Linked DNA regions of Homo sapiens: region 1 is linked to region 2. Evidence: chromatin contacts called from ENCODE Hi-C or POLR2A ChIA-PET data. All regions are on one chromosome and are shown on one strand. Each heading gives the region's core, a stretch centred on a gene start or an enhancer-like site at or near the end of the contact. The rest is flanking DNA. Distances are from core to core; before and after follow the strand shown.

Evidence for each region. Hi-C counts contacts between places; a loop is a spot of excess contacts on that map. ChIA-PET counts read pairs that join two places held with the same protein, here RNA polymerase II (POLR2A). Pooled maps may share reads with other maps.
Region 1: a loop to region 2 is called in a map of endothelial cell of umbilical vein, with 8 times the contacts of the local background. The contact joins the promoter of TIE1 here to the enhancer-like site in region 2. A Hi-C loop is called at or near these places in 1 of 168 maps with a recorded cell type or tissue (endothelial cell of umbilical vein) and 3 of 50 pooled maps. POLR2A ChIA-PET finds 5 or more read pairs at or near these places in 3 of 52 experiments (A673, activated naive CD4-positive, alpha-beta T cell and naive thymus-derived CD4-positive, alpha-beta T cell).

The regions. Positions count from the first base shown.
Region 1 is chr1:43,299,116-43,305,264 of GRCh38, forward strand. It overlaps TIE1 (tyrosine kinase with immunoglobulin like and EGF like domains 1), which reads left to right and starts at 1,867. Exons shown (of 23, transcript NM_005424.5): 1 at 1,867-2,014; 2 at 5,736-6,050; 3 at 6,118-6,149. The coding sequence starts at 1,957. RefSeq lists a silencer at 1,707-1,806 and an enhancer at 1,837-1,926.
Region 2 is chr1:43,204,437-43,210,671 of GRCh38, forward strand. CFAP57 (cilia and flagella associated protein 57) reads left to right here. Exons shown (of 23, transcript NM_001378189.1): 10 at 2,284-2,496; 11 at 5,307-5,480. It overlaps LOC105378685 (a long non-coding RNA gene), which reads right to left. Exons shown (of 5, transcript XR_007066041.1): 4 at 1,910-1,956. Among named protein-coding and RNA genes, the nearest start is that of CFAP57, 35 kb to the left of the region's middle. RefSeq lists an enhancer at 1,757-2,956. Within about 2 kb of position 2,460, at least 14 of the 41 ENCODE cell types and tissues checked have a DNase peak (open chromatin) inside an H3K27ac peak, as active enhancers do; they include A673 and endothelial cell of umbilical vein, where a contact is called at or near this core.

The DNA.
Region 1 (6,149 bases), core at 617-3,116, 94 kb after region 2:
CATTTTATTTATGTACAGATCATTATTACCAGTTTTTGTTTCCCAGTTGAGAGTGGGGAGGGCAGATGGGCTCAGAATCTTTGCATGTGCCAGCATCCTGCAGTCTCAAACTTTTCCATTCAAAGCAAATACCTGTGCCAATATCTGTGTCACTTCCAACAAGAATGAATGCTGCCTAAGTGCTCTCCACACATTTGCAAAATGACATCAGGCCCCCCAGGTCTTCCAAGAACCAAAGGAAAAGTTCCACAAAAGTGAATCCTGCCATACAAACAGTCCCAGCACTTTCCAGCTCCTTTTTCATTCCAGATTCAAAGGTCTGGCACCAGGATGAGCTGAAGTGTAAGGCATCCACCACTCTCCCCCTGCTCCTACTCCCATCCCACCCAAAGCCTTGTCTAGAGAAAGCTCCTCCCAGCCTCAGGCCCAGGAATGGGAATCTCTGTGGGTCACACATCAGTAGGGAGGTCTTTCCCGATCCTTTTCTATGCTACTCCAGGAGTCAAAGCGTCTCCTGGGACTTTTCAGGGCGCTTCAGAAGAGCCCTGGGCCTAAACCAGCTCAACCAAGCTGCAGGGACCCAGCCTCCTGAGAAAAGTGAATGTGAGCCCGGTGCATTCAGAGGAGAATGAAGCCTTCACCCAGAACACACTCTGGGAAGATGTCCCAGGCCCAGGGGGAGGGTTTGTACTACCAGACCTAAGTCACCTAAACTGACACCAAGTCTCATCCATCCCAACCATTCCATTCCGGGTCAGAGGGGTCATCGATTTAACCAGCAAGGCTGCCCATCCAACGGTTGCTCCCTCTGCTCCCTGGAAGGGCCTCCTCGTGGGCGTTCTGTACCTACAGGTCTTGTTCCGTTCTGGGAACTGCCAGTGGTGGCAAGAGGTGGAGCAACGGGTGCCAGGGCAGGGAGAGGTGAGTCTGGGAGGGAAGCAGAGGCAAGATCCATGGGGCTTTAGAGACTTTGCCAAAGCAGTGCGACTGCTCCCAGGTTGTTGTCAGCCGTCAAGAGTGAGTGCACCTCCCTGGGCAGACTTCTGCTGCCCCAGTGCCCAGGAATAGGCAGGGGTTTGCCGCAAAATGAATGACACCTGGCAGACAATAAGCTGAAGCTTTCATTAGCAGCTTAAGCTGAGGACTATCTATGCAACCGATACTCCCTGTGTGCTCCCCGGGACTGCTTAATGTGAGCCCTTGTGGAGCGATTGGCACCAAGAAAGCAAGGACTAAGTCAGAAGTTCAAGTCCCAGCCTTGCCACAGCCTCAGGGTGCCCTCGAGCACAGCAAGCCTCAGTTTTCCCATCTGTACAATGAGAGAGGTACACAAGGTAGACTCGAAGGCTCTTTGTTGCCAGGGCCCTGTGTTCCTTTGAGTGTATGTGCTTCTCAGGCCCACAGAGGTCCTTTGTGTTTCGTATGTGAACTGCTCTCTAGGAAACCCATGTAACTGTCTGTGTCCTGGGGCACATACATGAGGACTCATGTGGGCCGTATTGTGTGTTTGTGCCGGGGGGAGGGGAGACCCCAGAACAATGTCCCCCACCCCACCCCCCTCCTCAATAGGCGGAAGCCACTGGCTTCCTCCCTTTCCTGCCTCCTGCCTCCTTTGTGCCAGCAAGACTGAGTACTGGAGAGAGACAGGGGATGGGAAAAATCAGTCCAGCTGTCCCCAGGTCTGCCCTTACCATAACCTTCCCCCCACCTCAAGTGACTCCTCCCAGGCCACACCCATCCCCAGCCTTGTGGGGGCCAGATTGGGGGGCCTAGAGGCTCAAAGGCAGAATGAGTCCTCCCACCCCCTACCCTGCCACCCCTCCCACCCAAGCCACCTCATTTCCTCTTCCTCCCCAGCACCGACCCACACTGACCAACACAGGCTGAGCAGTCAGGCCCACAGCATCTGACCCCAGGCCCAGCTCGTCCTGGCTGGCCTGGGTCGGCCTCTGGAGTATGGTCTGGCGGGTGCCCCCTTTCTTGCTCCCCATCCTCTTCTTGGCTTCTCATGTGGGTAAGTCTCCCCTGAGTCCCTCACCCCATTTCTAGGCCCCGAGGCCCTGATTTCTACCCAAGAAACCCTATTTTATCATAGAGACAGAAAGTAGGATGATGGTTGCCATGGGCTGCAGGGAGGAAGAAATGGGGAGTTTTGTTTAAAAGGTACAGCGTTTTTACAAGATTTTTACTTGGTTTTACAAGATTAAAAGAGTTATAAACATGGGGCCGGGTGCGGTGGTTCATACCTGTAATCCCAGCACTTTGGATGGCTGAGATGGGAGGATCAATTGAGGCCAGGAGTTCAAGACCAGACTGGTCAACATAGTGAGACCCCGTCTCCATTGTGTTTAGACTTTCGTCTTTTTCAAAAAAAAAAAAAAAGGATGGATGGTGGTGATGGTGGGACAACACTAGGAATGTATTTAATCACATTGGGTTATATGCTGCTTACAAATGGTTAAGATGGCAAAATTTGCCGGGTGTGGTGGCTCACGCCTGTAATCCCGGCACTTTGGGAGGCCGAGCGGGTGGATCACAGGGTCAGGAGATCGAGACCAGCCTGGCAAACATGGTGAAACCCCATCTCTACTAAAAATACAAAAATTAGCCGGGCGTGGTGGCAGGAGCCTGTAATCCCAGCTACTTGGGAGGCTGAGGCAAGAGAATCGCTTGAATCTGGGAGGCAGAGGTTGCAGTGAGCTGAGATCGCGCCACTGCACTCCAGCCTGGGCGACAGAGCAAGACTCATCTAAAAAGAAAAAAAGATGGTAAAATTTATTTTATATGCATTTCACCACAACAAAAAATTTTGGAAAACAAGCCCTATCATCACTGCCATCACTTTGATCCACTAGAAAGTGAGATCAAGGCCAGGAAAACACAGGCAAGTGCTAGAAATCACTGCAACCTGGGATCAGGGGAGGAGTGAGGAGTAGCCGCTGACTGTGTTGGATCTGAGGATCTGTGGAGGGCCATTTTCAGGGGGTGTTCATAGGGTAATTGTGTTGGATTCACTCAGTTGTTCACTGGACAAACATTTATTGAGCACCAACAATATTCCAGGAGTTGTGCTAAGTGCTGGGCCATTAGTTGAGAGGCTGGCAACACCTAGTCTGTACAATGAGATTAAATGATGCCAGCCTCCTATGGTTGTTATGGGGTTTAAATGAGAAAATGATGCAGAGCAGTTGGCACAGTGCACTGTGCTTGGTAAGGATTTCTGAGTAGGTGGCAGCTGATTCCTTCAGTCTGCTGGTCAGCCGATTAGAACACAGAGGCTGCCTTTGAGTGGTTCATGGTCTAGTGCAGAACACAGGACAGGGGAAGAGGGCTAAACAGGGACAGACACAGGAGCTCTAGAGGAGCACTGAGGAGGAGTTCAGCTTACACTGCCTCAGGTAGGAGACAAAAAGGGAATCAAGGAAGATTTCACTAAGAGGGGTGGTCTTCATTCCAGGCAGCCAGAACATAAAAAATGCAAGTCTCAGAGGCATGGAGGTGCATGGGAGAGAAGGTGCCTGTTAGGAACACAACAGGAGGGATAGCGTGGGAGCATCACGGGGCTTAGGAGCACGAACATTATCCTGAGGGCAATAGGGAGCCATGGGAGGTCACAGGCAAGAAAGTCACAAGGTCAGGTTTGGTCTTAGATCACCGTGGAGGATGAGTTGCAGAAGGAGGGGCTGTGGCTGTTGGGATGGTCTAGGTGAGTAAGGATGAGGGCTGAACAAAGGCAGGCTGGGGGGGTGGGGATGAAGTCAAGAAGCGTTCAGGAAACAATGTGCAGAATTCTATGACTGATGAGGCAGGCAGCACAGTGCTCAGAGATGTGGACTTTAGAATCAGACAACCTGGCCCTGCCACTCACTAATTGTATGACCTTGGGCAAGTTACTTAACTTCTCTGAGCCTCCCTTTCCTGGCTATAAAACAGGGATAATAACATCCACCTCCCAGGATAGCTGGGATGGTAAAATGAAACAATATCAGTAAAGTGCCTGGTGCATAACTGGCAGCCAATAAACATTCATTATTATGACAATGGGAGTAGAGATGACTCCATAGTTTGTGTCTCAAGTGGCGGGTGCTGTCCAGTGAGTCAGGGAGCACTGGAGAGGAGCAGATTTGGGAAAAGCTGATGGAAATGCAGGTCCAAGCTGAAAGACCGTTCCCGAGTTACTGACTCAGAGGTGATGGTTAAAACTGGGGGAGTGGGCGAGCTTGCTCAAAGAAGCCAGTAGAATAATTACCATGATCCTCCTCTGTAACTGGAAAGAATATCCACTTCACTGGTTGTGAGGATCCAGTGGAAAATGGGGGTTGGTATGTGGTGGGCGGTCAGTAAATGCCAGCTTCGTTTGCTCATGGTAGCCTTTCAAACACTGATAAGCTAGGTGGCATTTAAACTAATGAACTGCTTGACAGTCAGCTACAAGAGACAGAGAAGGAAGGGCTTGGCTGGTGGAGGGGTTCTGGGTCCTGGAGCTAAGGCAGGCTCGCAGGCTCTCCACCGTCCAGACTGGACTCTGACTCCACCTGATCTCTCCTGCCTCAGCCTCACATTTTGTACTCCAGTCACACAAACCTGGAGAGCCCCCTCCACCTGCCACAATATTGCCACTGCAGGCCTCTGTCCAGGCTGTTCCCTCTGTCTAGGATGCCCTCTCCCTGCCCCTGATTTCTCTCCCTCCCCATTGTCCTCACGCCAATGTGCCCTGCTCCAACTGTACCTCCCAGGAAGCATCTCTTCATCTCCCTGAGCTCCCCCAGGCTGGAGCAGGGGTCCCTTCTCTGTGCTCAAAAGCACAGCGCCCTACATTTGGCAGCTGTGTTCATGCCTGTTCCTCCAACTAGGGCGTGAGCTCTTTGGAAGGCAAACAAAGACCAAGACCTACCTCGTGTCTGTGTCTGTCTGGGCTCCAGGCCTTGCCCTGGGGCTGCCCTCCCTGGCTCTGGGCCCAGCCCCAAGCTTAGCTCCATTTCTTTTTGTTTTTCTTTTTCTGGAGAATGGGGTCTTGCTATGTTGCCCTGGCTGATCTCAAACTCCTGTGCTCAAAGGATCCTCCCACCTCTGCCTCCTTAAGTGCTGGGATTCCAGGCGTGAGCCACCGCACCCAGCCCTAGCTCCATTTCTGTGCCACAACCTTCTGGCTGCAAAACTCAGCCTCTCCCACCTCAAATCCCAGCCCACCAGACATTTCTAGATCTCCATAGTGACAGAGAGGGGGACCCATGGGACACTTCTGTTCTGGCTGGCTCTCCTGGCCTGCACTCTCGTGGTGGAGGCAGGGAGAAGTGGCTCACAGCAACCTTTGCAGGGCAGTTTTAGAGACGAGTGGGGAAACAGGACTGATAGAAATAAAGTGAGGAAACGGAGACAGGGAGCATAGATCATTCTTTCCGAAAGCTGGGGCGAAAGGGAAGCCATCTGGCAGGAGAAGGGAGGGGACACGGCCAGAGAAGGATTCGTGGTTTTGTTTTTGTTCTTTTAGAATGAAGAGACTTGAGGGAAAGAGGCCAGTGCGCATGGAAGGGGAAAGGAGGGGGATGGGAATGCCTGATAAAGTGAGGCCTGTGGGGTCTGAAGAACCGGGCAGGGGAAGGAAGAGGGGTGAAGGTTGGAGACCCTCTTCTGAGTGGACGGTGGATCAGTAAGACCAGAGGGCTGGGGCTGGGGGCTCTGGGGCACTAGGGTTGGCTGGGACTACAATAGAGTCACTGGTGTCCTGGCCCCAGGCGCGGCGGTGGACCTGACGCTGCTGGCCAACCTGCGGCTCACGGACCCCCAGCGCTTCTTCCTGACTTGCGTGTCTGGGGAGGCCGGGGCGGGGAGGGGCTCGGACGCCTGGGGCCCGCCCCTGCTGCTGGAGAAGGACGACCGTATCGTGCGCACCCCGCCCGGGCCACCCCTGCGCCTGGCGCGCAACGGTTCGCACCAGGTCACGCTTCGCGGCTTCTCCAAGCCCTCGGACCTCGTGGGCGTCTTCTCCTGCGTGGGCGGTGCTGGGGCGCGGCGCACGCGCGTCATCTACGTGCACAACAGCCCTGGAGGTGAGTTAGGCAGGCGGGGGGATGGCGCGGGGAAAACCAGGCCGCTGACCCACCTTCCACCCCGCAGCCCACCTGCTTCCAGACAAGGTCACACACACT
Region 2 (6,235 bases), core at 1,210-3,709:
GTTGGCTGAATATTTTAGACAATATATTGTAGCAGTTCTGAATATGTGTCCCCCCAGGGCATTGTTGTTGGTTGGTTGGCTGATTATCTGTTTCGTGACTTGGCTGAGCTAATTCTGTAAAGTCTGTTTCCCCTGTAGTGAGCAGTGTCTCATATCACTACTCAGATCTATTTTTCATCTTTTCTTTTAGCCTGGCTACCTAGGGTTGCCCATGAGTTGCCTAAGCTGCTTATTAGTTACAGATGGTGCATAAACCCCCTTAGACAATTAGGTTTTTACCTTTTACTACCAGATTTATGTGTGGCTTGGAAAATGCTATCACAGTTCAGAGAGTGATGGCTTTTGCATCATGTTCAGCCAGAGACTGGTAGTTTGGATGACCCCTTTCTGATTGTTCATAAGAGGGTACAGCCTTGGGCATGCACAGAGTCTTCCAGGCTGCGAGGGATGAATATGATTTCATTTTTAAGCCTGGCTTCCTAGGAGATGCCCCTGGGTCGGGAGAGCTTAATGTTCCGCATTTGGTAGACTGTTGTGTTTGGTAGGCCCGTTGTGCCAGTGAGACTCTGCCCTATGTTAACGGGTCTTTGTGTAGCTTAGGAGATGCTTTCAAGTTTTCCTCATATCCCACTCTGACTGCACCTGAATCAGTACAGTCTAACACATACACAAGACCTTCCAGCCTCTAGAGTTGTCTGTTATCCCTGAAGGACTCTTCTTCTCTGTCCCTTTCCCTTGTTCTATCAAAATTCCACTCCTCTATATCATTTTGCTTACATCCTGGAGTTATCAGCCTCCTCTTAATCACTTTCCACCAAGATCTCCACTGTTTTAGACAATGCCCATAGGCATGGACTTTTCCATGTTCTATTCCAAATAAAGTCAGCCCCCTCAAGCAGAGCTGTAGAGCTCCCTGTCTTAGCACCTGACTTTCCCACAGACAGAACCTTTGCTCCACTGCACCAGAGCTGGGGCGGGGACCTGCTTTTCCAGGAGTAACATCCTCACTTCTGTGAGTGACACTTGAGGTGTGTGCGTGTGTGTGCACATGCGTGTGTATGTGTGTGTGCACGTATGTAAGCCCCTGGTCTTTTTGGCTTGCCCTTCATGGCTTGGAACTTTCACTCTATAAGCAAACTGGGTCAGGAATCATTAGGGCACAGTTATTCTCAGTATGCTGAGCTTAGAGTGGAGTTTCTTCCAACAAGTGACAATGGGCCGAGGGGAAGAGAGTCTGAGCCCTCTTGGCCACACCTGCTTGGAATAGAGCTTCTGCAACATGGGGCTGGGGTAAGAATAAGAAATCCCAGCAGTTTCCCTTTCCAGACCGAAACCATAGCCCAAGATCAGGAGCTATGGGGAGAGGGAGTCGCTTATCTTGGCCACATCTGCCCAGAGTGCACAGCAGTGAAGTTTCTGGAGCTGAGGCCGTAACAGAGCGAGTCATGGCTTAAATGCAGCAGACTCTGTTCTTACTGGGATTGAGTAGATTTTCTTGAATAAATGTTTTTCCATTTGCTGTATTCCCTGAGGACAATTTCCAGAGACATTTTATTTATTTTATTTTAGACAGGGTCTCACTCTGTCACTGAGGCCAGAGGGCAGAGGTACACTCATAGCTCACTGCAGCCTCAGCCTCCCCAGTTCAAACCATCTTCCTGCCTCAGGCACATGCCACCATGCCCAGCTTATTATTTTTATTTTTATAAAGACAGGGTTTCACTATGTTACCCAGGCTATTCTCAAACTGCTGGGCTCAAGTGATCCTTCCACCTCAGCCTCCCAAAGTGTTGGGACTACAGATGTGATCCACTGCACCCAGCCTTCTAAAGACTTTAAATGATTATTTTTTATCATATTTACCAGTTAACCTACATTGTCAGAGAGAAGGTCAAGTTGAGGTTCTTACCGTGCCATTCCAGAAGTCCACTCTCTCTGTGCTATTTTTGCAAGTTTCTGTGAATACATAATTATTTCAAAAATGTTTTGAAAAAACAGCAATAATTGGTTGGTTCTAGCCTTAAGAAACCTGTAGGATTCAGTCTTTACGTTCATAAAGTGAAAAAGAAATGAGAGTGTTTCATCTTCAGTAATTTGCAAGCGTCATAGAAAACAGAATGTGAACGTTCACAAGAAGCTATGTTTTGTGCTAACAGAAGGGCCTACAGCAGGAAAGGACGTTCTGCTCAGTCTAGTGGAGCACCTAAGGAGTTTGCACCCTTTTCTGTGTTAGGGTGTAAGTGTGTGTACACTCTTCACTGGATATGTCTTCCTCTCCTGCAGATTCGCTCAATTGTGTGGAATGCAGATGATAGCAAACTGATTTCTGGTGGCACAGATGGTGCTGTGTATGAATGGAATCTGTCCACAGGAAAGAGAGAGACAGAATGCGTGCTCAAGTCTTGCAGCTACAACTGTGTTACTGTCTCCCCCGATGCCAAAATTATCTTTGCTGTTGGATCAGACCACACCCTCAAGGAGATTGCAGATTCCTTGGTGAGTCTGCCCCTGCCCCGCCTCTGGGCTGGTGCACGGATCTGCAGGGACAGCTTCCCGTGCTTACAGCACAAAGTATGCACGGAATGAGGGCCTCTGCATACAGGGCCCCTTCTTCCCAAGATAACATCAGGCTCCTCATTCCTTTTAGATTAGCTCAGTTATCGTCACTTCCTGAATTTCCTGCCTAGTTTCCTTCCTGACTGGGTGAAATTGTAAATTGCGGGGCTCTTTTTCATTTCCCTTTTACTTGCTGTCTGTAACTTCTCTCCCACCTTCCAGGCATGGAGGTCATGTCATCTCTAAACTGTACTCTTACCCTTGGTCTGCACTTACATTCCTGGGGTAAAAACCTAACTACGGTATGCACTGAGTAACACCAATGATGGACCACATGGACTGTAAGATTGTAATGCCATAAGATTATAATGCCAAATGTTCACTGTACCTTTTCTGTTTAGATACACAGATATTTTCCATTGCGTCACAGTTGCCTACAGTATTCAGCATAGTCACATGCTGTTCAGGTTTGTAGCCTCGGAGCAGTAGGCTCTACCACATAGCCTAGGTGTATAGTAGGCTGTCGCAGCTAGGTTTGTGTAAATACACTCCGTGATGTTTGCGTGACAAAATAGCCTAACCATGTATCCCATATCAAGCGATGCATGACTGTGCAGTGAGCTGCTCTCACCTAGGCTTGCCACTGTATTCTTTTGAAATCCCCAAACTCTGAAACCGTACAGTTACATTGGGCTCCAAATAGTGAAGGGAAAAGAGAGGAGCTCAGCAAGGATGCATCATACAAACATGGGCTGTGCGCTCCTCCAGCTGGTTCCTCCCACTTTTCCTGTGACTGGTGCCTGGGAAAGTGCGTAGATACCACGGCAGCAAGCTAGCCCAAGGCAGATCTCCCGTGGCTGGAACACAGCTGACAGTATGGTGACTCTCCTGTGTACCCCCGAGTAGCCTGGTCCTAATTCAATGGCAGCTATCAGTGCTGTGCCAGAATAAAGCCCCTTTAGGGCAGGGCCATCTTTTGCTCCTCTTGGCAGCCCTACTAGCTGGCACATTGTGTGGTGCACAGCATTCAATAAATGTGTGTGTAGGCATGAAAAAATGCTCATCATCACTGGCCATCAGAGAAATGCAAATCAAAACCACAGTGAGGTACCATCTCACACCAGTTAGAATGGCAATCATTAAAAAGTCAGGAAACAACAGGTGCTGGAGAGGATGTGGAGAAATAGGAATAATTTTACACTGTTGGTGGGACTGTAAACTAGTTCAACCATTGTGGAAGACAGTGTGGTGATTCCTCAAGGATCTAGAACTAGAAATACCATTTGACCCAGCCATCCCATTACTGAGTATATACCCAAAGGATTATAAATTATGCTGCTATAAAGACACATGCACACGTATGTTTATTGTGGCACTATTCACAATAGCAAAGACTTGGAACCAACCCAAATCAATGATAGACTGGATTAAGAAAATGTGGCGCATATACACCATGGAATACTATGCAGCCATAAAAAAGGATGAGTTCATGTCCTTTGTAGGGACGTGGATGAAGCTGGAAACCATCATTCTCAGCAAACTATCGCAAGGACAGAAAACGAAACACCGCATATTCTCACTCATAGGTGGGCATTGAACAATGAGAGCACTTGGACACAGGGTGGGGAACACCACACAACGGGGCCTGTCGTGGGATGGGGGGAACAGGGAGGGATAGCATTAGGAGATATATCTAATGTAAATGACGAGTTAATGGGTGCAGCACACCAACATGGCACATGTATACATATGTAACAAACCTGCACGTTGTGCACATGTACCCTAGAACTTAAAGTATAACAATAATAATAATAAAAGAAAAAAAAAATATGTGTGTAGGTGGGTGGGTGAATGAGTGCATGAATGAGTGAGGGAATGAAGGGGCGCTCTGATAGTACAGTAGTCCCACCTTACCCACAGTTTCAGTTACCTGTGGTCAACCAAGGTCCAAAAACAGGTGAGTACCATACTGTGAGTAAGATATTTTGAGAGAGAGAAATCACATTCACACAGCTTTTATACAGTATTCTTATAACCGTTCTATTTTATTATTAGGTATTATTTATCTCTTACTGGACCTAATTTATAAATTAAACCATATCATAGTTATGTACGTATAGGAGAAAACCATAGTATATATAGGGTTCAGTACTATCTGTGGTTTCAGGCACCACTGGGGATCTTGGAACATATCCCTCAAGGATAAGGGGAGACTAATGTATGGTTTTGCTTATGTAATGAGCATTAATAAATGCTTGCTGAATGCATTTATGAGCAATAGCCCATTCTCATTTTGAAATGCACCCATGCATAGCAGTCAAAGCAGAGACTGGAGCCCACCCAGGTACATGAGTTGAAGCAAATGCCTTTCACACAGATGGTCCGTCATCCATAGACTAGGGATAACAGTAACTGCCTCAGAGGGTTTCGTGAGGATTGAATGAGTTGCAACATGGAGAAGGCACAGAACAGTGCTTGGCACATAGTAAGTGCTATATGAATATCTCTCTCTATTAGTATTATTCCTAACTCATGAACCTGGTTATTTACCAGCAACACAACAAGGAATATCTAGTTTGCGCCTTTTTTTGTGCTAGGCACTATACCGGATGCCAAAAGGGGATAGAAAAAGCATTTTTTAAAGACAAGCCCCTAGGGATCTGTTAGAGCAGAGGGCGAGAGAGTATGGCACTGGGACGTGGGGGCCACAGCTCGACCCCTCACACTGAGCAGAGCTGCCTGTGTCTCAGATCCTTCGAGAGATATCGGCGTTTGATGTCACCTACACCGCCATTGTCATCTCGCATTCTGGACGCATGATGTTTGTGGGCACCTCGGTGGGAACCATTCGTGCCATGAAGTACCCTCTGCCTCTGCAGAAGGAATTCAATGAGTACCAGGCCCATGCCGGTCCTATCACCAAGGTGAGCAGGGCCCTCTCCCCAGGAACCCAGTCCCACACCTGCCTGCTACGTGCCTTGTTCATCCCTTCAACCTCCCAATGTCTTTTCTCTCTCCTTCTTCTCTCTTATTTATTCATCCATCATTCATTGAATCACCATCTATTGACTATGAATATACTCTTTGTTTAAACTACTTCCAGGAATTTAGCCTAGGAAATCATCAGAGATACACCTAAAAATGTATGTACAACGTTTTCACCATAATATTATGCATAATAAGGGGCCGTTTGGTGGATGCCGTAGCTGCCGTGAGTGTGGGCTGCACTTGACCACAGCTGCCTCCTCCTCCAGAGAATGCCCCAGACTGAAAGGAGCCATAGCCCTGAAGATTGGCCCCTACCTCTCCCTGAGGGTACAAAAGGCCACCCCAGGGGCAATACCATGAGTACACATTTGTAAATTGTCCTTCCATTCACCCTTCTCATAAAGTAGTATCTATGTTCAACAGTCAAAATGTGGAAGCAACCAAGCATCCATCGACAGACGAATGCATAAGCAAAAGATGGTATATCTATACAATGGAACAATACCCTGCCTAAAAAGGAAGGGAATTCTGCAATGTGCTACCACATGGATGAACCTTGAGGATGTTATGCTAAATTAAATAAGGCCAACCACAAAAAGATAAGTACAGTGTGATTCCACTTTTAGGAGATACTTGGAGCAGTCAGAATCACAAAGACAGAGTGGTGGTTGGCAGGGGCTGCAGGAAGGGG